Linked DNA regions of Homo sapiens: region 2 is linked to region 1. A link is a loop called in an ENCODE intact Hi-C map of the cell type or tissue named here. Cell type or tissue: Calu3. All regions are shown on one strand. Links, peaks and the distances in the headings refer to the core of each region. The heading gives the core; the rest is flanking DNA.

Evidence for each region. Peaks named below come from ENCODE experiments on the same cell type or tissue, not always from the same donor. Only the 100,000 strongest peaks of a DNase experiment are listed, where the experiment ranks them.
Region 2: a loop joins it to region 1, with 6 times the contacts of the local background. A loop is called at or near these places in 12 of 110 quality-filtered maps.

What each region holds. Positions count from the first base shown.
Region 1 is chrX:103,839,121-103,851,030 of GRCh38, reverse strand. It overlaps the pseudogene RNA5SP511. Among named protein-coding and RNA genes, the nearest start is that of RAB9B, 13 kb to the right of the region's middle. In Calu3, for the core only: a CTCF peak has its summit at 5,759 (motif pointing left); DNase peaks (open chromatin) are centred at 5,490 and 5,760.
Region 2 is chrX:103,912,483-103,924,392 of GRCh38, reverse strand. It overlaps TMSB15B-AS1 (TMSB15B antisense RNA 1), which reads left to right and starts at 4,845. Exons shown (of 5, transcript NR_146557.1): 1 at 4,845-4,968; 2 at 5,313-5,561; 3 at 5,933-5,984; 4 at 6,168-6,306. It also overlaps a transcript of TMSB15B not described here. RefSeq lists an enhancer at 4,830-4,919. In Calu3, for the core only: CTCF peaks have their summits at 4,891 and 6,168 (motif pointing left); DNase peaks (open chromatin) are centred at 5,272, 5,582 and 6,162.

The DNA.
Region 1 (11,910 bases), core at 2,424-10,423:
AAAATAACAGTAAGAGAAAGAAATCAAACACAAAAGAGTACATGGTATTTTATTCCATTCACACAACGTCCAAAAACAGTCAAAACCAATCGATGCTGTTAGAAATGAGGATTGTGCTGTCTATGGCCATACCACCCTGAACGCATCCAATCTCATCTGATCACAGAAGCTAAGCAGCGTCAGACCTGGTTAGTATTTGGATGGGAGAAATGAGGATTGTGGCAACTCTTAGATGAAGTAGTTAAGGAGCATGGATGGGCACACTAGGGAGCTTCTAGGGTGCTGGTACTGTTCTTTTTCTTGATTTGGTGTGGATTACACAGGTGTGTTCACTTTGTAAAAATGCAATTTGTATGTATGTTTTACTTCAAGAAAAAATAAACCTTACAAACAGAACTCTGCATCATATTTCATTCTTTTAGTAGTGTCTCCTAAGCTTACCTGATTATAAGAATTGCTTGGGGCCTTTGTTTAAAAATGTAAATTTCCAGTCTTTATCCCAGATTTGCTGAATCAGAATCTATGGGCATGGGAGATTGCAGAGAATCATCATTTAAAAAACAATCTTCTAAGCATATTCTTGGTATGAGGCAAGTTTTATAAACCTTGCTCTATAACGTTCAAGAATGCTTTGATTTACTGAAACTTTCGTATCTGCTTCCCAGTGCTGAGTTTTGATATCTAACTACCCAGTGCTTTGTAGGCATAAACTATCTAGAAGGTCCTTTAGAGAGCCTTAATTTCAATCTTCTTCTTTTAGAGTAGGAACAGAGACCCATGTTAATTTTTAACTTACCCAAGATTGTAATAAAAATGTCAAAAAGACATGAGGTGTGGCAAGAAGACTGATTATAGTTTTGTATTCAAAGTGATAAAAGATCCAATTTATGAAGAATGCACGTGCCCCTGAAAAGATCTATGACAGAGAAAGTAATGTCTTACTCCAATATATAAAGAAAGATCAGGGACTGGGGAGAGATTTTCAAATGTCTTGGGAAAGAGAAGTAATCAGAATGACCTATGAAACCAAGTGGTTAACATTAGTATAATAAAGGATTGGAAGCACTGATTGAGATAAATTCATACCATCAATCCAGTTTACACTAAACCAAAAAATTAAAGATATCCATAAAATTGATAGGATTTATGTGAAAGAAATAACAAAAGTCTTGCAAAGTGCACTGAAAGTTGTCATCATTTCCAACCATGCTGTGTCAAGAATGTAAATTAAATTCTTAAAAGACTGGGAACTTGGAAGAGGTTTATGTAAACTCAGCAAATTCCTGATCTTAGAAGAATGAGAAATAAGCGGAATGATTGATGGCATATAAGCCCTGTTTATCTCTCAACATGTCAGAGCAGGATGTGTGTGTGGGGGCTGGGTATTTAATGTATGTTGGGTGGTGGTTATATAAAGAATATTCAAAATAAAGCAAAAGACTCTGAAGAGAAAATAGATCTAGTCTTCTGTAGAACCAAATAATGAGAGATACTGGACAGCTATGGGGAAAGAAAGAAAGAATGAGTATGGCCCGAATAACATATTATACATATTATCTACAGATCTCCTAGAGCTGTGATTTTCAAACTTTAGTGGGTATCAGCATCATCAAGGCCCTTAGGAGTCTGTGAAAAATAAAGATTTTTATGTCCCTCTCCCAAGGATCCTGATTTAGCAGGTCAATGTAGGGCAGAGGAAGCTGTATTTTAACAAAAACACTCCCCCGCCCCCCCACACCCACATACGTACATCATGCCAAGGAGTTTCAGTTGCACACTGAAGTTCTCCAACTATTAATACTAAACCATGCTATAGCCTGTGAAGGATGGTGAAACTATGGCTAGAGAGAAATTTCCAATTGCCCCTGTATCCACTTCCTCCACATTCAAAGTCATGGGAAGGAGCTAAACATCTAAGTCATGTAGCGGAACCTAGGTCATGTGCCTATAGCTGGGAGCAGGGAGTAGGAATGTTTGGCTCCTCTTGGTCTCTGTAATGAGAGGCAGGGCCTTTTCTTCCATCAAGATGTATGCAATGGGCTGGGTGTGGTGGCTCACGCTTGTAATTCCAGCACTTTGGGAGGCTGAGGCGGGCGGATCACCTGAGGCCGGGAATTTAAGACCAACCTGACCAACATGGAGAAACCCTGTCTCTACTAAAAATACAAAATTAACCAGGCGTGGTGGCGCATGCCTGTAATCCCAGCTACTCGGAAGGCTGAGTGAGGCAGGAGAATTGCTTGAAGCCAGGAGGTGGAGGTTGCAGTGAGCCGAGATCATGCCATTGTACTCCAGCCTGGGCAACAAGAGCAAAATCCGTCTCAAAAAAAAAAAATGCAATGGACAAGTCCTCCAAATTGGAAAGGGGTTCATATACTATGCAACCATAAAAAAAAGGCAGATATTTAACACAAGACAACACTGTGAAAACTTGATCAAGTTGTTGAAGAGAAGAGTCCTTAGGCTAGGTGGCCATTTTGAGAACAGTAAATATTAGTATTTTGAGATCAGTGGACCAATAATTGATATGAATTTAACGCTCAAACTCTCTGAGACTCGAGAGGTTAGGATGACTTGCTGAAGGTCACTTACTAGAAAGTGGCAGACTAGGATTAGCCAGACTCTATGGAGGAAGGAGGATTTCAGTTGGGCCTCAAAGTAAAAGGAAAATTGAAAACGGCAGAGAAGAATATGGGATTGGGGTGAGGAGGGAAACCCAGGGTTGGGGCACCTTATGAGTACAAGAATGAGTTAGGACTAATAAGGTGTGTTTAGGAAAAATTGAATAGCTCAGTTTAGCTTGACTGGAATATTTGTACAGTGAAGAAGCAGGGGAAGATAAAAAATAGACAAGAGCCAGATCCTAGAGGGCCTTGGATGAATATTTTGGGAAGAATAAACTGGTCAGAGTGTATCAGATTGCTTGGATCTGGATGCAGGGATACCACCAGAGTGGGGAAAAAAAAAAAAAGGAAACAAATCCATATAGTGTATTGAAGCCAAAGCTCTAGAGTCAGAAGGTTCTTGGGCATGTTACTTAAACTCTCTTAGCCTCATATTTGCAAATCTGTAAGATAGGGTTAATAGTAATATCTACCTCATAAGGTTGTGGTGAGAATTAAGGATGTGAAGGCTAATGAGTGTATTAGTCAGGGTGATTGCAAAAAACAGATGGCACATTTGTATGAGACAATTTAGGAAAATTTAATAAAAGTAATAAAAGGACTATTATGAAAGATGTGGGTAGGGTATAGGAAAATCACAAGGGATAGCAGAGGACCCCAGATGAATAATGGTGAGGTTATTACTACTCCCAGTCCTGTAGGAGGGAGAAGAGGAAGTGGGCAAAGTTAGTTGATGGGAGGTGGAGATATTGAGAGAGTCATCTATTAAGTATTGTGAATTTAGCCATCCCACAGAGACGCTGCAGAGAGTGAGCTGAGTGAATAAACACCCTGACCTCATTCGCCTTCCTCTCACAGATCTCCTGCCAGGACTTCTCAAAGGTGGAACCCAACAGAAAGCCAGGCTATAAGAAAGACCCTCCAAAAGCCAGAGAAGGGGGTCTGAGCCATAGTCACAGCTGCTTTAACCCACATCCATTCACCTAAAAATCACCCACACTGAACCATATTTCCTCAGTGTCAAAAAACTGTATTTCGCAACTATTATTCCCCAGAATATTTTCGCAACTCCTCTGGGGAAAAAAAAAAAAAAAACATATCCATTAGGATCATGTCACTCCAATTTCTTCTTGCAGCCCCTGGCAACCACCAATCTAGTTTTTGTCTCCATATAATTACCTATTTTGGACATTTCACATAAATAGAATTATTTCGTGACTGGCTTCTTTTACTTAGCTTAGTGTTTTCAAAGTTGATCCATGTTGTAGCATGTATCAGTATTTCATTCTTCTTCTGGCTGAATAATATTCTGTTGTATGGATACACAGTAGATAGACTTCACTTATCTGGAGGGGATATGTTCCAAGCCTCCCAGTGGATGCCTGAAACCTCAACAGTACTGAACTCAACTGCCATCAGTCAGAACATGTTTCTATTGATGTCTTCCACCTACAAATTTAATGACTTTTCCACCTTAGCTAAGCACTTAACAGGCACTGTGGCCATAACTTTTGCAGTTTGAGGTGTGACAGGAAAACTAGCACAAATTTATTTTTCCTTCTTCACAATTTCACAGATAGAAGATTCATTCCTACCGTAGATCTTAGCAATCTCAGCATACAATTTTTTTTCTTTCTGTATTAAGTCAAGAACTTTTACCTTTTAAGTGAAAAGAGGCACTTGATGGCTTCTCTTTAGCATATCTGAATCAGCATCACTACTCTTGCATTTTGGAGCCTTTATTAAGTAAAATAAGGATGACTTGAACATAAGCACTGTGATGCCTGAGATGACTAAGTGACTAGCAGGCAGGTAACATATAGTGTGGAGATGCTAGACAAAGGAATCATTCATGTCCCAGGCAGGACAGAGTGGGATGATGCCAGATTTCATCACACTCAGAATGGTATGCAATTTAAAGCATATGAATTGCTTATTTCTAGAATTTTCCATTTAATATTTTCAGACTGAAGTTTATCACAGATAACTGCAGCCACAGAAAGCAAGACCACAGATAAGGGGGCACTGCTTACCACATTTTGTTTATCCATTCACCAATTGATAGACATGTTGTTTTCATCTTTTGGGTATTGCCGCTATTTATCTCCATGTACAACTCTTTTGTGTGTACAGGTTTTCATTTCTCTTGGCTGTGTAACAAGGAACGGAATTGCTGGGTCACATTTTGAGAAATTGCCAAACTGTTTTCCAAAACAGTTGCTCCATTTACAATTCCATCAGCAGTTATGAAGGTTCTCATTTCTTCACATCGGTGTCAGCACTTGTTATTGTCTGTATCTTAGCCATCCTAAATAGCCATCCTTAACCATGAGGAGTGAGGTGGTATCTCATTATTGTTTGATTTACATTTCTCTGTTGACTAATGATGTTGAACATCTTTTTATATGCTTATTAGCTTTTGTATACTTTGGAGAAATGTCTATTCAGATCTTTTAACAATTTTTAATTGGGTCAGTCTTCTTTTTATTGTTCAGTTACAAGAATTATTTATATATTTTGTATACAAGTCCTTTATGAGATCAATGATTCACAAACATTTTCTCCTATTCTGGAGACTGTCTCTTTTCTTGATGATGTACCTTGAAACACAAAAGCCTTATATTTTGATGTCTCATTTTTCTGTTTTTTCTTTTGTTGCTTGTGCTTTTTTGTGTTATGTCTAAAAAACTATTTCTTAATCCAAGATCACAAACATTTACTCCTATGGGTTTTTTTTTTCTAAGGGTTTTAAAGTTTCAGCTCTTACATTTAGGTCTATGACTCATCTGAGTTAATTTTTATTATGTGGTGTGAAAAAAAGATTCCCCAACTAGTGGCTGCAAGCCAGCTTGCCCTATCTCTCAGGTTCAGGACTTTTCTTCCTGGTAGCCAGCCAGCTTTTTTTCCTGGTAGATTCCTATTGCACACAATTGGCTTTTTCTCATTACTAACACTAAATCTCTTTTTCATAACTTACATTGTCAAAATATTACTCAACTAAAACCTGATGACCTTGGGTTTTTCGTTTTGTTTTGTTTTCAGAGGAATGAAAGAAAAAATCCCTGAAGCTGATTGCGGCTGCAGTACATCCTTCCAACTTGGAGGAGAAATGGTAATAAAACAGCTTACTGCTGCCACCTGCCGTCAAGCATGGTTCAGACAATAACTGTCGCCCCAGAAGTTAGTGGCCAGGCTTAGCAAACTTAAACACTTTGGGAATAGGGTAAGCAGTAGGAGTGAGTAAAAGGTGCTGGTTAGGAACTATGTTGAATTGGCTAGCACCAGCCCAAATAAAGTAGGCAATAGCGCCTTACCTCCAAAGGATTATCACAGCAAGGGAACACTGGTCCAGTAAGAAGAGATCTTGAGGTGTTTTGTTTTTGTTTTTGTTTTCTTTTTTCAAGATAATTCAGAAGTCTACATTTTCAAAAAATGAGCTTTCCCAATTTTTAACTGACAATTTAAACAATGTAAGGGTCATGAGACCAAGCAAAGCAAGTCTCTAGGATAACAGTTTCCAACATCTCTTTCTTCTGAAACAGTCCCAAGGACTGTTTTAATAAATATGGGAGTCAAAATTAGAAGCTACTTGCTCTGATGAAGTTGAAGTGACATTAGTGGTGGCCCAGCATCTTCAGGCTGTCTGACTTATTCTGCAATCTGAAGACCTGGGCTTCTTTTGGGGTAGGGACCAAGTCTTCTTCACCTTTGTATCCCCATCAGTGAGTGTATTTCCCAGGGGAAGCAGATGCTCAGTCAACACAAGATAGATGAACAGGTTTGTGCTTTGGCCCTGCCACAGTACAGCTATATGACCTTGGGTGAATCAGTTAGCTTCTCTGAGTGCCCATTTCATCATCTATAAAATGTGAGTTATGAGGCTCTTTTTTGGTGAAAGTGGTCTTTTATCAAAGGTGACTGGATAATGGAATGTTTACATTCTCCAAGAAGAGATTCTTGAGTATACACTGGGTTAACTGCAGCTGAGAGGTCCTCAGATTTCAAGAAACCAAATGCCATGCTAAAAAGAACCCTTATGAAAATCAGCCTCAGAATAATTTAACACAGACTGAAAGTCGAAGTGCTTCAACTTGAACATAAATGAGGGTAAATTGGATGATTAAGGCTAAGTCCACAACTTTGCCTTCATTCACTACTCAAAACCTTCTGCCTAATTAATTTTATAAAATGTGAACATTTTAGTCTTTAAAATGCCATAAATTGTGGCAATTGTGAAGGGCAAGTGTCAAGATGGAAAGATGAGTGAGTTGCAAACCAGATGCAATGTCCCCCAAAACTACCTGATCATAATACACTCACGTTGCTGTGGGGCCTTGTTAAAATACAAATTCCCAGGCACCACACATCAAGATTATGATTTAGTAGGTCAGGTGGATAGAATTTGTTTTATCCGTATTTCACAAGGCCCCCAGGTGATTCATATGATCAGGCAAATTTGGAGAACTCTGAAGAGGACTTGATTTCTCATCTTGAGTCTAGGCTAGTAACATAAATTTGTAGAAGTTCTCTGCCTGTGATAAAATGAGAATCTGAATTACCAGATTTAGCTTTGATTATCAGGTTTTAAGGTTCCTTTAAGATCTAAAAATCTATATACTGGCCGGGTGTGGCGGCTCACACCTGTAATCCCAGCACTTTGGGAGGCCGAGGCGGACGGATCACAAGGTCAGGCGATTGAGACTATCCTGGCCAACACTGTGAAACCCTGTCTCTACTAAAAATACAAAAATTAACCGGGTGTGGTGGCGCGCACCTGTGGTCACAGCCACTCCAGAATAGTAGGCAGGCCAATCGCTTAAACCTGGGAGGCAGAGGTTGCAGTGAGCTGAGATCACGCCACTGCACTCCAGCCTGGTGATAGAGCAAAACTCCGTCTCAAAAAAAAAAAAAAAAAAAAAACAACAACAAAAAAAAAAACTATATACTGTGTTCATAAATCATATATCTGAAAAAAGACTAGCATACTCATTCCCTCCTTTTATTCCTACTGTTTCAGAAGTCTCACATCTCTAAAAAAGGAAAAACCATTTTGACCAGTCTCATATTCTTGAAGGCCTCTATTTAGACTTTTAATGTTTTTTCAGAAAGATTGTACATTCAGAAAGTCTAGTCCTAATTCCTGACATAAACTGACAAGATTAAAGAAAATGAAATTTATTAGACAACTTTAAACTTGTGTCTTATTACTAAACCATAGACAATAAAGAATATTACTGGTTACATTTTAAATTTTTTGTTTTGTAAATATATTATATTACATTATGTGGAAATTTTGGTGGTGATAGAAGTGTCAGTATGTTAAGTATAAACATTTTAAACATCTCACAATGTTTAGATCCTGTTTTGACATGTCTTTATTATTTTCTTTTAATATACCACAAGCCTGGAAAATGACAGTGATGGGCTAGGCATCTTTGGAACTCCAAGAGTCTCTGTCTCTAATTAGATACTGGAAACTTTCTTCCTCTTATCCAAAACTAATTGTTTCACTCATGCTCTTATCCCATTACTTCTAGAACCCTTATCCAAGATTTATTGCAGTGTCTCCTTCTTTAGGATCTCACCTGTATAACTGTTTCTTCTTGATCTTGTTAAGCAATCCTCTTTCTCCTCCAGTCCCCTAACTGGGGTTTTCCCAAGGATTCAGTTATAGCCAGTGCTCACAAACTCAGGTTCTCACAGGGGCCAGGCAGTAGACAAAAATGACGCAGCATCTGCTGGTGGTTTCTACTCATATGTCCCACCGTCATTTAATATGTCTACAAAGAAACTCAGCAACTTCTTTTGAAGCAGTTCTCCCTCCACTCCTGCTTTATAAATTTTTTTGTCAATGACATAATAATTCTCCTAATTCATCAATCTAGGATGACTGAAGTGTCCTGACAGAATAGTCAGAAAAAGGTTGTGCTAGTGACATCAACATAATAGTGATACTACCACAGATCTAGTCAGGATCCAGGATGAGGCAGGAAACGACCATCATAGTAATGGGCAATATCAGGTCCGCGTAAGTCATGGCAGCAGAGCAAGACTAGGTAGGATTTAGGTACATTATATAATACTAAAAAGGTGCCCCAAAGCCAGTCTCAAGCCGGTCTGTTCATAGCACCAAGAAAAGTTCTAAAGAAATAGTTGCCTCAACTAAGTTATCCAGTTACATTTCAATTAGGGCAGTTCAGGACTGCTGGCTGGCCTAAATCCCAGAGAAGGACCCTTCAGTGAGTGATTCTTAACCTTTTCTGGTCATGAACCCCTTTGAGAATCTGATGAAAGCTGTAGAATTTTTCCCTAGAAAAATGTAGAGATCCACACATTCATAAATTATTATTTAGAATTTTAGAGGTTTTATGAACCACTTGATCCTATTCATAGACCCTAGTCCAAAAACCTCTGCCACAGGCCTTAAAAGACCTTGGCTAAATAGAGCAATGCTGAATCTCCTTAGGAGTGGGGAAGGTCGAGGAAGGAATACTCTTTGCTTAGATGACTGAGCTTACCATCAGAAGTTCCTATGTCTTCCATGTTCTCTCTCGATAGATTCTGTTAATCTGGACTGCCAAAATATATTAAAGGAAGCCCTCATGCCTGGTGTTTTTAAGTTTTCTGTATCAAAAATATTATTAATTGACCATAAAGCTTATGATTTATGTATGAACTCTCAATTCTACTTCATTTGGTCTATATGTCTGTTGTTATGTCAGTACCATGCTATCTTGATTACTGTAGCTTTGTAGTATGCCTTGAAATCAAGAAGTATGAGTCCTACAATTTTGTTTTTCTTTCTTAAGAGTGATTTAACTAATTTGGTCCCTTGTATTTCCATATAAATTTTAGCATCAGCTTGTCAATTTCTGTAAAAAAAAAAAGGCAGATGTGATTTTCATAGGGAATGTGTACAATCTGTAGATTAGTTAGGGGAATATTACCATCTTAGCAATTTTAAATCTCCCAGTCCATAAACATGGGGTGTCTTTCCATTTATTTAGGTCTTCTCTAATTTCTTTCAATGATGTGGTTTTGCTTTCTGTGTACACATCTTGAACTTCTGTTAAATTTATTTTTAAGTGTTTCATTCCTTTTGATGCTATTATAAATGGAATTGTTTTCTTAATTTTCCTTTTAGATTGTTCATTGCTAATCTATGGAAACATTATTTATTTTTATATATTGGCTTTTACTCTGAAAACTTTCTGAACTCACTTATATTTAATCGTTTTTTAAATAAATGTTATTGCTTATATTTGAGGTATAAAACATGATGTTATGGGATATGTATAGATAGAAAAGCAGTTACTATAGTGAAGCAAATTAACGTACCTATTATCTTACATAGTTACTCTTATGCGTGTGTGACAAGAGCAGCTAAAATCTATTTAATAAAAATCTCTAATACAATACAATTTTATTAACTATAGTCTTTACGGTGTACATTCACTCTCTAGAGTTGTTCATCCTACATGTCTGCTACTTTGTATCCTTTGAATTAAAACTCCCCACCCCTGGTAACCACTGTTTTATTCTCTATCTCTATATATTTGACCTTTTTTTAAAAAGATTTCACATATAAGTGAGATCATGCAATATTTTTCTTTCTATGTCTGGCTTCTTTCACTTAGCATAATGTACTCCAGTACCATCCATATTGTGGCAAATGGCAGTCTCCTTTTTATGGCTAAATAGTACTCCACTGTGTATATGTACCACATTTTCTTTATTCATTTACCTATTGATGGACAGTTAGGTTGATTCCATATCTTGACTATTACAAATGATGCTACAATGAACAAGGGAGGGCAGATATCTTTCTAATGTGGTGATTTCATCTCCCTTGAGTTTATAATTCGGAGTAGGTTTGCTAGGTTATATGGTAGTTCTGTTTTAAATTTTTTTAGGACTCTCCATACTGATTCTTATAATGGTTGCACCAACCTATATTCTCACCAACAGTATACAAGGGTTCTCCTTTCTTCACACTCTCACCAAGATTTGTTATCTCTTGTCTTTTTTATTATAGCAATCCTAGTGAGTATGAGGTGATATCTCATAGTGGTTTGGATTTGCAGTTCCCTGATGATTAGTGAGGTTGAGCAATTTTTCATATTTGATGGCCATTTTTATGTTTTCTTATGAGAAATGTCTATTCTTCTTTAGAGAAATGACTGTTCAGGTTCTTTGCAAGCTTTAGTAGTTTTTTAATAGATTCCTTAGGATTTTCTATATTTATGAACATGTAATCTTTAAATAAAAATAGTTTTACTTCTTCCTTTCGATCTGGATACTTTTTGCTTCATCTTCTTGCCTAATGGCCCTGGCTACAACCTCCAATACAATGTTAAATTGGAGACGAGAATGGGCATCCTTGTCTTGTTCCTGATCTCAGATGAAAAGCATCTAGTCTTTTATCCTTAAATGTGATGCTCACAGTGGGTTTTTCATTTATGTCCTTTATAAGATTGAGGAATTTCTTTTATGCTTCTAGTTTGTTGATTTTTTTTTTATCAAGGAAAGGGTGTTGGATTTTGTCACCTACTTTTTCTGTGTCTACCGAAATGATTAATGCCACCTATAGACATCTCACTCCTCAGATTTTCCTTCTATGTTTTTATGTCAATTTCTTGTTTTCTCCCATTGTTATCGTTACCACAGGCAACTGCAATGTTAAACAATTGCTGCTGGTTGTTTTAGACAAATGCTCTGAGGAAAAGAGTATTCTGCTATGAGCAAGCTCTGAGTCAGGTGAATTAAAGAGAAACTCTGTGAGTGGGGGTTTCCAGGAAACTGCCAGACCAGTCAAATAATGACAATTCTCTGGGGATGAGGCTTTGGAAGTGTTCCAGTCCCATTCTGACCCCTCCAGTGACTGCAAGACTGCTGGTTTTCAGTGTGATTGTGAGTTGTTGGTTTTCAAGTTTACCACAGAAGTGAGGAGAGAGGATGGGAATAGGATGAGTTAAAATGCCAGAAATCTCCCTGGTCTTACTGAGATTCAGATGATTTTTTTTAATAAATGCTTTGTGAATTGATGCAAGTCCTTGATCAATTTCTAAGCGAGGCTAATATTGACCACTGGTTCAGGTTATAGCTATCATTTTTTAAGTCTGCATTGCTTGTTCTAGTGTGCTAGTTATTCTATCTTGTGGTAGCAGTTGGGGGTGAAAGAGAGAAGGGGACAGTGGGTGCACCTGAAGTGTATTTTTAACTGTTGGCATCATCACCAGTACTAATACCATATAATGCACAAGTTGAAAGCAATGTCATATTTCCT
Region 2 (11,910 bases), core at 2,369-10,368, 73 kb before region 1:
GTAGAGTAGAATAGGATCTTGTTAAGTAGAGGAGTGAGGGCAAGCATTCTAGGCTGAGAAAGTAGCCTAAGGCACATAGGCTTAAAAGTGTGAGTTGTGCATGGGGATGGCCTACCCCATGTGGTGAGAAGGAAATAGAGCTGTGGTTGACAGAGAGGAGCCCATTTAGAATGAGGACCACATTTGTCTTCCCCACTGCATTGTGTTGTAGGGCACAGACATGGGCTCTGGATTCAGCCAGCCCTCGGTTTGAATTTCACTCTGTCACTTCCTAGCTTTATAACCTTGGCCAAGTTTCTGCATCTCTCTGATCCTCAGTATCTATATATGTAAAATGATTGTCATGAAGGATGCATGAGACAAAGTATGGAAAGTGCTTAGCACAGCAACTGGTATATAAGTTGTTCCATAAGTTATATTAGTAATTTCATTTTTAAAAATCAGATAATACTAGGAATCCAACATACAAGGGATGTGAAGGACCTCTTCAAGGAGAATTACAAAGCACTGCTCAACGAAATAAAAGAGGATACAAAGAAATGGAAGAACCTTCCATGCTCATGGATAGGAAGAATCAATATCTTGAAAATGGCCATACTGCCCAAGGTAATTTATAGATTCAATGCCATCCCCATCAAGCTACCAATGACCTTCTTCACAGAATTGGAAAAAACTACTTTAAAATTCATATGGAACCAAAAAAGAGCCCGCATTGCCAAGACAATCCTAAGCCAAAAGAACAAAGCTGGAGGCATCACGCTACCTGACTTCAAACTATACTACAAGGCTACAGTAACCAAAACAGCATGGTACTGGTACCAAAACAGAGATATAGACCAATGGAACAGAACACAGCCCTCACAAATAATACCACACATCTACAAACATCTGATCTTTGACAAACCTGACAAAAACAAGAAATGGGGAAAGGATTCCCTATTTAATAAATGGTGCTCGGAAAACTGGCTAGCCATATGAGGAAAGCTGAAACTGGATCCCTTCCTTACACCTTATACAAAAATTAATTCAAGATGGATTAAAGACTTAAATTTTAGACCTAAAACCATAAAAACCCTAGAAGAAAACCTAGGCAATGCCATTCAGGACATAGGCATGGGCAAGGACTTCATGTCTAAAACACCAAAGGCAATGGCAACAAATGATCCATTGACAAATGGGATCTAATTAAACTAAAGAGCTTCTGCACAGCAAAAGAAACTACCATCAGAGTGAATAGGCAACCTACAGAATGGGAGAAAATTTTTGCAATCTACCCATCTGACAAAGGGCTAATATCCAGAATCTACAAAGAACCTAAACAAATGTACAAGAAAAAATCAAACAACCCCATCAAAAAGTGGGTGAAGGATATGGACACTTCTCAAAAGAAGACATTTATGCAGCCAACAGACACATGAAAAAATGCTCATCATCACTGGCCATCAGAAAAATGCAAATCAAAACCACAATGAGATAGCATCTCACACCAGTTAGAATGGTGATCATTAACAAGTCAGGAAACAACAGGTGCTGGAGAGGATGTGGAGAAACAGGAACACTTTTACACTGTTGGTGGGACTGTGAACTAGTTCAACCATTGTGGAAGACAGTGTGGCGATTCCTCAGGGATCTAGAACTAGAAATACCATTTGACCCAGCCATCCCATTACTGGGTATATACCCAAAGGATTATAAATCATGCTGCTATAAAGACACATGCACATGCATGTTTATTGCAGCACTATTCACGATAGCAAAGACTTGGAACCAACCCAAATGTCCGTCAATAATAGACTGGATTAAGAAAATGTGGCACATATACACCATGGAATAGTATGAAGCCATAAAAAAGGACGAGTTCATGTCCTTTGTAGGGACATGGATGAAGCTGGAAACCATCATTCTGAGCAAACTGTCGCAAGGACAGAAAACAAAACACTGCATGTTCTCACTCATAGGTGGGAATTGAACAATGAGAACACTTGGACACAGGATGGGGAACATCACACACTGGGGCCTGTCGTGGGGTGGGGGAGGGGGGAGGGTTAGCATTAGGAGATATACCTAATGTAAATGACGAGTTAATGGGTGCAGCACACCAACATGGTACATGTATACATATGTAACAAACCTGCACGTTGTGCATATGTACCCTAGAACTTAAAGTATAGCACTAATAAAAAATAAATAAATAAATAAATTAAATAAAAATGAGATAATAGGGCAGAGCTTGCAGTGAGCTGAGATCGCACCACTGCACCCCAGCCTGGGTGACAGTGGGAGACTCCGTCTCAAAAAAAAAAAAAAGAGAGAGAGAGAGAGATAATAGGAATAAAGGCAAGATAACAACTAAATTGTTCTAAAAGCTGCAATCGGTCTAATGAACTGGGTTATCTGCAGAATGCCTTTTAGACTGCTTGTTTGGAAGGCAGCAAAGAAGAGTTTTCATGGGCTTTGGAGTTTGACATCCCTGGCCTGCAATCCCAGTGCCTGCACTTAAAAGTTGTGAAGCCTTACACAAGTTACTTAACATCCCTGAAATTCAGTTTCCCTCTCTGCAAAATGGGATACAATGGCTGTCTCAACAGTGTTGCTGGGAAGCTTAAATGAGATAACAGATAGAAAGTTCCTGGTACAAAGGAGGAAGGCAGCCAAAGGCAGCTATTATTGTTTCAGCTGAAAGCTTTATCTCTAAACCTTCAAGCTTCTAAGGTTTATGTGTTAAAATTACAAAATGTGGTCTCATTAGAGCCATCAGTTGGAACAGACTCACACACATGAGGCCAGAGATAGGATGTCCTGTATCCAATTGGAGCCAGGTTGCAAATACTCCCCCCATCCCTGCACAAAATGTCTCTCGCTTTGTTCCAGTAGTCCAACTCTGGCACCTTTACACAATCCATTTCCTGTCATTATTTTTGTCCGAGCTCTGACACCTATTCTTGGTCTTATGTGATTCCATCCCTACCAAGTCCAGCTGCAAATACCTAATTTGGTGATAAAGCCAATTTAAACACTGAACAAGAGTCTTCTGGGAGGCAAGAGTCAGATGTCACGGGACAGGGGAGCAGAAGCAAAAGTCTGAAGGAAACCTAAGAGCTACTGCCACCATCACCCCTAAGTGTGCGAGGTGAGCAACCTGCCTTCTCCATACATCCACACTTTCCACCTTCCACCACCACTACCCCACTGTTCCATCCACAGGCCACAATCCTGAGATGGAAAGTGCTTCATCTCCAAATCTGTATTGTTTACTCCAAGGAACTCTACATCTTGGGGTTGTAAATAAGAGGGTGGAAATGAGTGAGTGAAGTGCCTTGGCAGGCTGAAGATGAAGCCAACGGCAGTGGAAGGGCTTCAGACTGTTCACTTGCTTCCAAGCATCAGGAGTCAAGAACAGGCCCCACAGGAGCCTCCTAGCCACACTATACATAAAGGAAGTAATACCTGCTCTCTAAGTCAGGGAAAAATGGAGCAGGTTTTCCAGCCACTGCCTTCATGGCCATTCACTTTGGACAGCCCTGCATGCTGTTTCCATGGAGTTGCTCCTTCTCTGGGGCCAGTGATGCCAAATCCAGCAAAGGAGAAGTCCCCTGAAGAGCTCACAGAAGGGCAACCTAGCAACCTGTCCTTGAGCCAGGAAATGAAAGAGCCATATCAGCAACAGAGAGCTGTGGTTTGGGGGTTAGGTTAAATGGGGTTTGATTTCTCACACTTCTTCATCAAGCATGGCTTGAAGAAGGAAGACATTATGACAGACCCATTTGAAAATCTGCAAAGCTGTGGACTCAGAAGAATGTACGGAGTCCAGATTCTTTGCATACAGTTCCAGGAAGGACCGCGGGTAGGAACCTGTGCTCTGGAGTTACATTTCATAACAGATATGCCATGGACAAATACACTGATGACAGGCCCATTTACTTATAACCTTCAGCATCACGTGGTGGTGTTTAGAACAGTGGTTCACGAATCTCTCTACACCTCAGAATCAACTATGGGGCTGTTTAAAACTACAAATCACACTCTTTACCTGTAGTCCTAGTACATCAAAATCCCCCAGGGGTAAGGCCCAGGAATCTGCATTTATAACAAGCTCTCCAAAATGATTCTGAGGCAGCCCACTTTTTACTCACTTTAGTTAATAGTATGAGTTCTGGATTCAGAGATTCGGTCCAAATTTTGGCTTCACCTTGTAATTTCAGACAAATCATTTTACCTCTCTGAGCCTTGCCTCCCTTGGCGTCACAAAGGGCTGTCGAAATTATGTTGCTTTTATAAAAAGGGCAGCTTTTTGTAGTATAAAAAAAAGTATTTTTAAAAAAACGAAGGAAAGAAGAGTGCCAAGAAGAGTTTCCTCTTCTGTACAATGGGCACCATAAAGGTTGCCTTCATCTTCCCTCAGCCCTCTCCCTACTACCTCCTCACCCCCTCCCTCAGCACTATCATCACATTGAGACTGCTGTTGAGATGGTTTGAGACTACCTGTGCAAAAGTGCTCTTCAGACAATGCTGCAGGGCAAACAATTAGCATCTAGAGAGCAACATACAGGTGCTAAGTTGGATGCTGTAACTTCTTTGCTGCGGGATACAGTGCAAGACGCTTAACCTCTCTGTCTTTGGCTCAGTTTCTTCATCTGTGAAATGGAGATAACAGTTCTTGCTCACTAATTCTATGCAGTCCCAAGTTGGTCCTCCCATCCTGGCTTTGGTTTTTCTCCGCTATCCCTTAATCTAACAGAATAGAGGAGTGTTGGCAAGGGGTAGCCTTTGAAGTCAGATATGTTGACTTGGGAGTGAGCTCTTAGCTCTGCACTTCCTAACTGTACCGCCTGGGTGTTTCAGTCCTTTCCTGTTAAGTGGGCACACTGCTACCTCCTTCACAGGGCTGCTGAGAAGAAAGGAGACAGGCGCATCCGCACACAGAAAGCACTCAGTAAATGCTGTTTCCCCCCTTCCCCCTATACAAAGGTAAGGAACTCTCATTGTTCACTTGGTTTCTGTCCCACCTCGTGTTTCAGGCATCCGGTCTCAAAGCCCGGAGCAGAGCCGAGGCGGAAGGGGATGGGGAGAAGGGAAGCGACGGGGTAGCAGCAAACTCACAGATGAAAGGGAAATGGGCCTGGTCCGTGCGTCCGAGCTCCACTTGACGCCGCGCCGGCTCCCGTGCCTGTCGGCCTCAGCCCCCGCCAGCCAGCTCCCGAGTCTTGCTAGCAGTAGCTTCAGGGCCAGAGGCTGCTTGGGTAGGCCGCCTCCTCGCCCCGCTGATTGGCCGCGTCGCGCGGCTTGTCACGCTCTTTTGTCTCAATGGGCAGAGACTGAAAGCAACCGCGGCTGCCCGGAGGTCCGAACTGGAGGGTGGCCGCAGCCGTGACTTCCTTGGGAACCGCGCTGCCTCGACTCGGCTACCTCTCTGCGAAGCACTCGCTAAGCCGGGCAGCCCCGGGGTCGCTTAGCGGCCCAGGAGGCGCCAGCGATCCTGTTCCCCTGCAGAGCTATGGGGACCGGAAGGCGAAACAGAGCTGTCGACGCGGGAGCATACGCTGCCCACCAGTGGAGCGCAGGTAAAGAAAGAGCGCGCGATTTCCCGGCGCGGAGAGGGGTGGGGGAAGCCCCACCAGGACTGGGCGGCGCCCGGCTTGGAGAATCAGTAACTGCGAGGCAGGGGATGGAGCACTCCCATGGCCTGGTTGCGCTGAGAAAGGAGTTGTGGCTCATCTGGATGCTGCCGACTGGGTAGGATTTATGATTTGCCTGGATTGAAGTGGGCGGGGGTGTTGTCGGGCGTCGGGGGCGGGTGTTCGGGGAGGTGGCAAGGGGCGGGAGAAGACGATCGCAAGCTGTCTTGAACCCCTTTTGCATCTCCTCATCTCTTCCTGGGAAGGAATATGGGGGTGGGAGGTCATCCAACTTCTAGTCCCTTTCTCTCCGGCAGGTCATCAAAGCCGAATCCGAATTTGAATTCTGTGCGGCTGATTGCAGAGCTGGTAGGCCGACGGTTTCCCGCAGGAAATGTACGGGGGGCGGGAGTGCAGGAGGCACTTTGGCTTGTGTTCAGAAGATGGGAGAGGGAATTTTCCGCCTGGCGACAGAGGAGGCGGTGGAGGGGAGGTATCAGGTTTTCAGAAGAGGCTGCTCCCAACCCTTCCTTTCCTTCCTTCGCGGCACAGTCTTGAGGCCCTGAGGACTGGGATCTGCGACCCCCAGTGGACAAAAGTCGACTCTACCCCAGAGGCTAATTTTCTCAAGGCAGGCACCTGTTGAGAGGCTGCAAGTAAAATACAGGGGAACGCTAGTTTCCGAGCTCATGTAAGAATCTGAGAAATAACGGGGGTAAACTTTGACAAAGGGGTGTGTGATTGAGACCTGAGGTCATGAGATTAATGGGTTCTTATTACCTCTTGCGGGGGGAGGTAGTAAAGGGGAGGGGCAGGTGGCCTGTGGCGTCCTGAAGATTTTTCATGCATTCTTTTTCCGAGAACTAAACATTGTCAACTCTAATATATCTATAGCGCAACTTGCTTCAAGGACAGTAATAATTTTCATTTAATAATTTTCCATTTAATCCCTTTACTACATGGTCATTTCTGTCTCTTATATTCCTAGGTTTCCCTTTATAAGGATTAGTCAGATCAACATTATATCTCTAACAATGTTCCTTAGCTTTTTCACTCTCATTATACCTAGAGAATTTAATGGAATAAACCAGATTTTATATATATATATATATATATATATATATATATATATAAATGTGTGTGTGTGTGCGTGTGTGTGTGTATAAAATTACTCAACATTCAAGTAGTCTTGAAAAAAGATGGGTAGGAGTCACCTTCTTTCCCTTCATCAGTTACCAGTGTTCTCTTAACATAATGGAAGAGGCAGGAGGTATTCCCACCTACAACTCAGGATTCCTATGTCCTATGGGTTCAGTTGTGTCCCCCCCCCCAAAAAAAAACACCAAATACATCTATTGGACTCCTGACCCCTCGTCTCTCTCCTACTTGAAGATGGGTTTTTTAGTGGGATACTGAAGTTAAATTACATTCATTAGGGTGGGCTCTAACTCGAAATGGCTAGCGTGCATTGTGCCTATCAAAAGGGGAAATTCAGACAAAGAGACATGTGTACAGGGAAGAAAATGTGAAGTAGCATACAGAGAAGTGGGCCATCTACAAGCTGAGGAAAAATCCCTGGAAGAGATCCTTCCCTCTTATTACTCAGAAGGAAACAACCCAGCTGACGCTTTGATTTGGACTTCCAACCTCCAGAACTGTGAACAATTAATGTCTGCTGTTTAGGCCACCCAGGTCTGTGGTACATTGTCAGGCTAACAGAGCAAACCAATAGGGATTCTGTTGCCAGACAGATCTGATAGCTAACACCTGAAAGAGTGGAAGCAGCTTTGGAACTAGATAATGGATAGAGACTGGAAGCATTTTGACATGCATGGCACAAGAAGCCTAGAGGGCCTTTAGGAGATGGCTGGGGGAAATATGGACACCAAATGCAATTCAAGTGAGGGTTAAGAAAAGAATTATTTGCTGCAGACAAAGGATCTCTGACTTAGAGAATACATATATCATGATCACCGATATGTTGCTAGAGCTATGAGTGTTAAAGGTGCTTGTGGTGAGTTATGAGACCGAAACTAGGAAGATGTTACTGGAAGCTTGAGGAAAGGCAATCCTAGTTTTACAGTGGCAAAGGTTTGGTCTGTATTGTTTTCTTAGTGTTTTTGAGGAAAGTAAAAATTGTAAGTGATGAACTTGCACATGCAGCTGACTTCTATTGTTGGGGCTCAGAGCATGATACCCCAAAATAAAGGCCCCAGAAGTAGTCTCGGATGTAAAAGATGTTCTCTGAGGTCCTGGGTCCTCCTGTCTGTCAGCCCCATTCTTCCCAGGGAGCTAACTGTACAGACCAGAATCCCTCTTCCCCAAGGTGGGTCCTAGAAACCAGAAGCCTTTTTTTCTAAAGATAGTCACAAAGCCTAAAAATACTTTTCTAATTTTTCCTCCACCTTTTTTGTGTAAAACTGGTCATAAAGAAATGATCTGACCTTGTTTGACTGCAGGTCACAAGACCCCATTACAGAGAGGGTCCTGCCCCATACCCAGGAGGAAGAAATCTGTGTTCACAGAAGCCAAGCACAGTCTAGACAAACAAGCCCTGCTGGATTAGCATTAGGTCTTAGCCTTTTTGTCCCATCATATTTCTACAGGGCTGTCCATACTTTGTTGAACCTGAGCATATAAATAGACAATTTACCCTGTACCTTTCTGCCTTTGCTCCGAAGGCTGCAGTGTATATATGTTAAATAAATTTGTATGCTTTTTTTTTTTTTGAGACGGAGTCTCGCTCTGTCACCCAGGCTGGAGTGGTGCAATCTCTGCTCACTGCAACCTCCCCCTCCCAGGTTCACACCATTCTCCTGCCTCAGCCTCCCAAGTAGCTGGGACTACAGGCGCCCGCCACCACGCCGGGCTAATTTTTTGTATTTTTAGTGGAGACGGGGTTTCACCGTGTTAGCCAGGATGGTCTCGATCTCCTAACCTCGTGATCCGCCTGCCTCAGCCTCCCATAGTGCTGGGATTACAGGTGTGAGCCACTGCGCCCGGCCTTGTATGCTTTTTCTCTTGTTAATCTGCCTTTTGTGAGTTGATTTCTTAGCAAACCTTCACACAATTTGGTATAGCAAGAAGGGTCACCAAAGCCACTCCACTCTTCTGGAACCTGAAGTTAAGGGAATGCAGTCATCTGACAAGGTGGCAAAAGGGCAAGAATTTCTTACCAGTCAGGCCCCCAGCTTCTCTCTCTGTACAACCCAGTTGGGCAGATGGTACAAAACAAATCCCTCTGTTTGTCTCCTCTACAAGGTTTCATGCCTAGGAGAAAAAGATTGTTGTGTGACTGGTCTAGGTGTAGCAACTCTGGTACACCTTACACTACTTTGTGGTATGAATATTCACATTTTTTATCCCTTTCATGCCAGAAACAGTGTATTCCTTTGACTTTGTCTTTCTGTGTTGTTCATAGAGAGGGTTACAGGATAAAGTTCCCTCTTGTCTTGATCTGTGTTCTTGAGAGCTTGATTTGTGAGCAAGAGGAAGCACTCTCTCTTGCTTGCCACCATCCAGGGGAAGTGATTTTTGGGTCAAAGCAGGTGTCTGGTCTAACAAATCTCTTCGCTGGGAAGCGGAGAGATTTTATTTTGTTCTGAATGTGCCTAGCTCTCGGCAGGATTTGTCATAAGAAGTCTCATCCATAAGGGGCTTTTGTCATCTCAAACTTTATTGTCTCGAGCAAGGATCACCAACCCATAATCCAGGTATTGATACAGGTCCGTGGCCTGTTAGGAACCGGGCCGTTTCAGCAGCAGGTGAGCATCAGCGAGCAGCAGAAGTTTCATCTATATTTACATCCACTCACCACTACTGGCATTACCGCCTGAGCTCTGCCTCCTGTCAGGTCAGCAGCATTAGAGTTTCATAGGAACGAGAACCCTTTGGTGAACTGTACATGTGAGGGATCTTCAGTTGCACACTCCTTATGGGAATCTATTGCCTGATAATATGTCATCCTCTCCTATCACTCTTAGATGGGACCGTCTAGTTGGAAGAAAACAAGCTCAGGGCTCCCACTGATTCCACATTATGGTTAGTTGTATAAGTATTTCAATATATATTACAATGTAATAATAATAGAAATAAAGTGTGCAATTAATGTAATGCCCTTGAATCATCCCAATACCATCCCCTCAATGCCAGTCCATGGAAAAATTGTCTTCCAAGAAAATGCCAGAAAGGTTGGGGACCGCTGGTCTAGCTAGCGAGTGCTGGTAAACAGCAATCCCAGGAGTCATTTGTTACTTTTAGCCTATGTCTGGGAACAGGGGGAATCTTTGGGATTACTTGTTCTCTGAAAAGCCTATTGCATCCAGTCACTATTGAAATTCAGTACACTATTAAGAATTATAATTGTCAATGGCCAAAAGATCGATCCCTTAAATTAGCCTCCTCAATTTTATTAAAAGGATTTTAGAGAGTTCTTATACTAACTGATTGATAGAAAGGTTAAATGTATAAAAAGACACATAATGGTGTGACAGCTAGCCTTAAAACTCTTCTTGATAAAAGTAAAGAGCAAAAAATCTGACCTAAAGAAAGTTAAACTCTTGTGTCTGCTCAAACTGCCCCTGTGGGAATAAAAACAAAGGCCACTTCACCTTGCAGCCTTTGAGTTCAAATTCTGCGCTTTCACCTCGACATCATGGGTTGCATTCCTGATCAGGAAACCATCCCTTCATGGTTTAATGTTTGTGTGACTTTTGGAGAGTACCAATTTCTTATTGACCCTTTTCCCTTCCTTGGATATCTTTTGATTTCCTGTCTTCCATCTGCGACGGGAGCACGAGCACATGAGGCTCTTTGGCCATTGTGTGTAGATAGCTGAGAATCTAAAACCTTAGAAAAGTTAGCGGGACAAACATGTGGTTTTATCTTCTAGGTGTAGAAGAATTCCTGGAATGCATAGCTTGCCATAGCTGAGGGTGGGCAGGGTTGAGTACAGCCTGCTCTCTCAGCACAACTGTGCCTGAAATGTGAGCGGTGTGGAGAGCTGGAGACTCAGACAAAAACAGGTGAAGGAAAGGCTCTTCAAGGGGTCCAACGCACTTCCCTAGCCCCTGTTTTGTCCCACACCACAGCCCAGGTTCTTGCTGCAGAGGGAGCCCAGCTGAGCCTAGGATCCAGGCTGCTTCTGCGAACCTGAAGTCCCCCAGGACACAGCGGGGCCTTGGGGCTTTTGAAGGAAGCAAGTGGCCAAGGGTGTGAAAGTCATGAGAAACCCGAGCTTAACCACTGGGTGATTGTGCACGGTCAAGAATTTCATCATGATGAGGCATAGGAAGGAACCTAATTAATATCCAGGGAAGCCACCCACAGGAAGGAATTTCTTTCCCAGAAAGCTAGTATGATTTAATATTAGAAAATCTATAAACATGATTTATATGAATAAACCAAGAAATTTTTTTAAAAAATGTAAATCTCAAAGGTTGCTAAAATGGCATGTGTGAATATTTGGTATCTCTTACTTTACCTAAAATGCCTAGAAAAGAAAAGATGCTACTGACCTCAAACAAAAGCCCAACACCATGTTTGAGGATGAAATGCTACTGACATTCATATGGGAGTCAGGAAGGTGACAAAAAAGCTTTCTATCAGCGGTATGATTTCAAAGTCTTGATGAATATTGGGCATTGGACTTTTAAAAAGGCTTAACCACTAAAACGGGGGCTCAGTGTTTTCAATTGATCTGATTCTCTTGCAAATGATTAAATAGCTAGAACAGTTTTTCTCAAGACAACTTTACACTTCTAAAAACTAGTAGGAACCCCAAAATCTTTTCTGTAAGTTATATCTGCCGATATTTACTTCAAAATTATTATAACAGAAATTTTGATGAATTTATTTTAAAATCCACTTTAAAGTAATACTTAAAAATCTATCACCGCCGGGCGCGGTGGCTCACGCCTGTAATCCCAGCACTTTGGGAGGCCGAAGCAGGTGGATCACGAGGTGAGGAGATCGAGACCATCCTGGCTAACACAGTGAAACCCCGTCTCTACTAAAAACACGAAAAACTTGCCGGGCGTTGTGGTGGGCGCCTGTAGTTCCAGCTACTCGGGAGGCTGGGGCAGGAGAATGGCGTGAACCCGGGAGGTGGAGGTTGCAGTGAGCCGAGATCGCGCCACAGCACTCCAGCCTGGGCAACAGGGCGAGACTCCGTCTCAAAACAAACAAACAAACAAACAAACAAAAAACAACAACAAAAAAAAACCTATCACATCGTGTTAACATAAATTACAAACGCATATGAAAAATATTTTTTCTAAAGCCGTAGAGTGGTGAT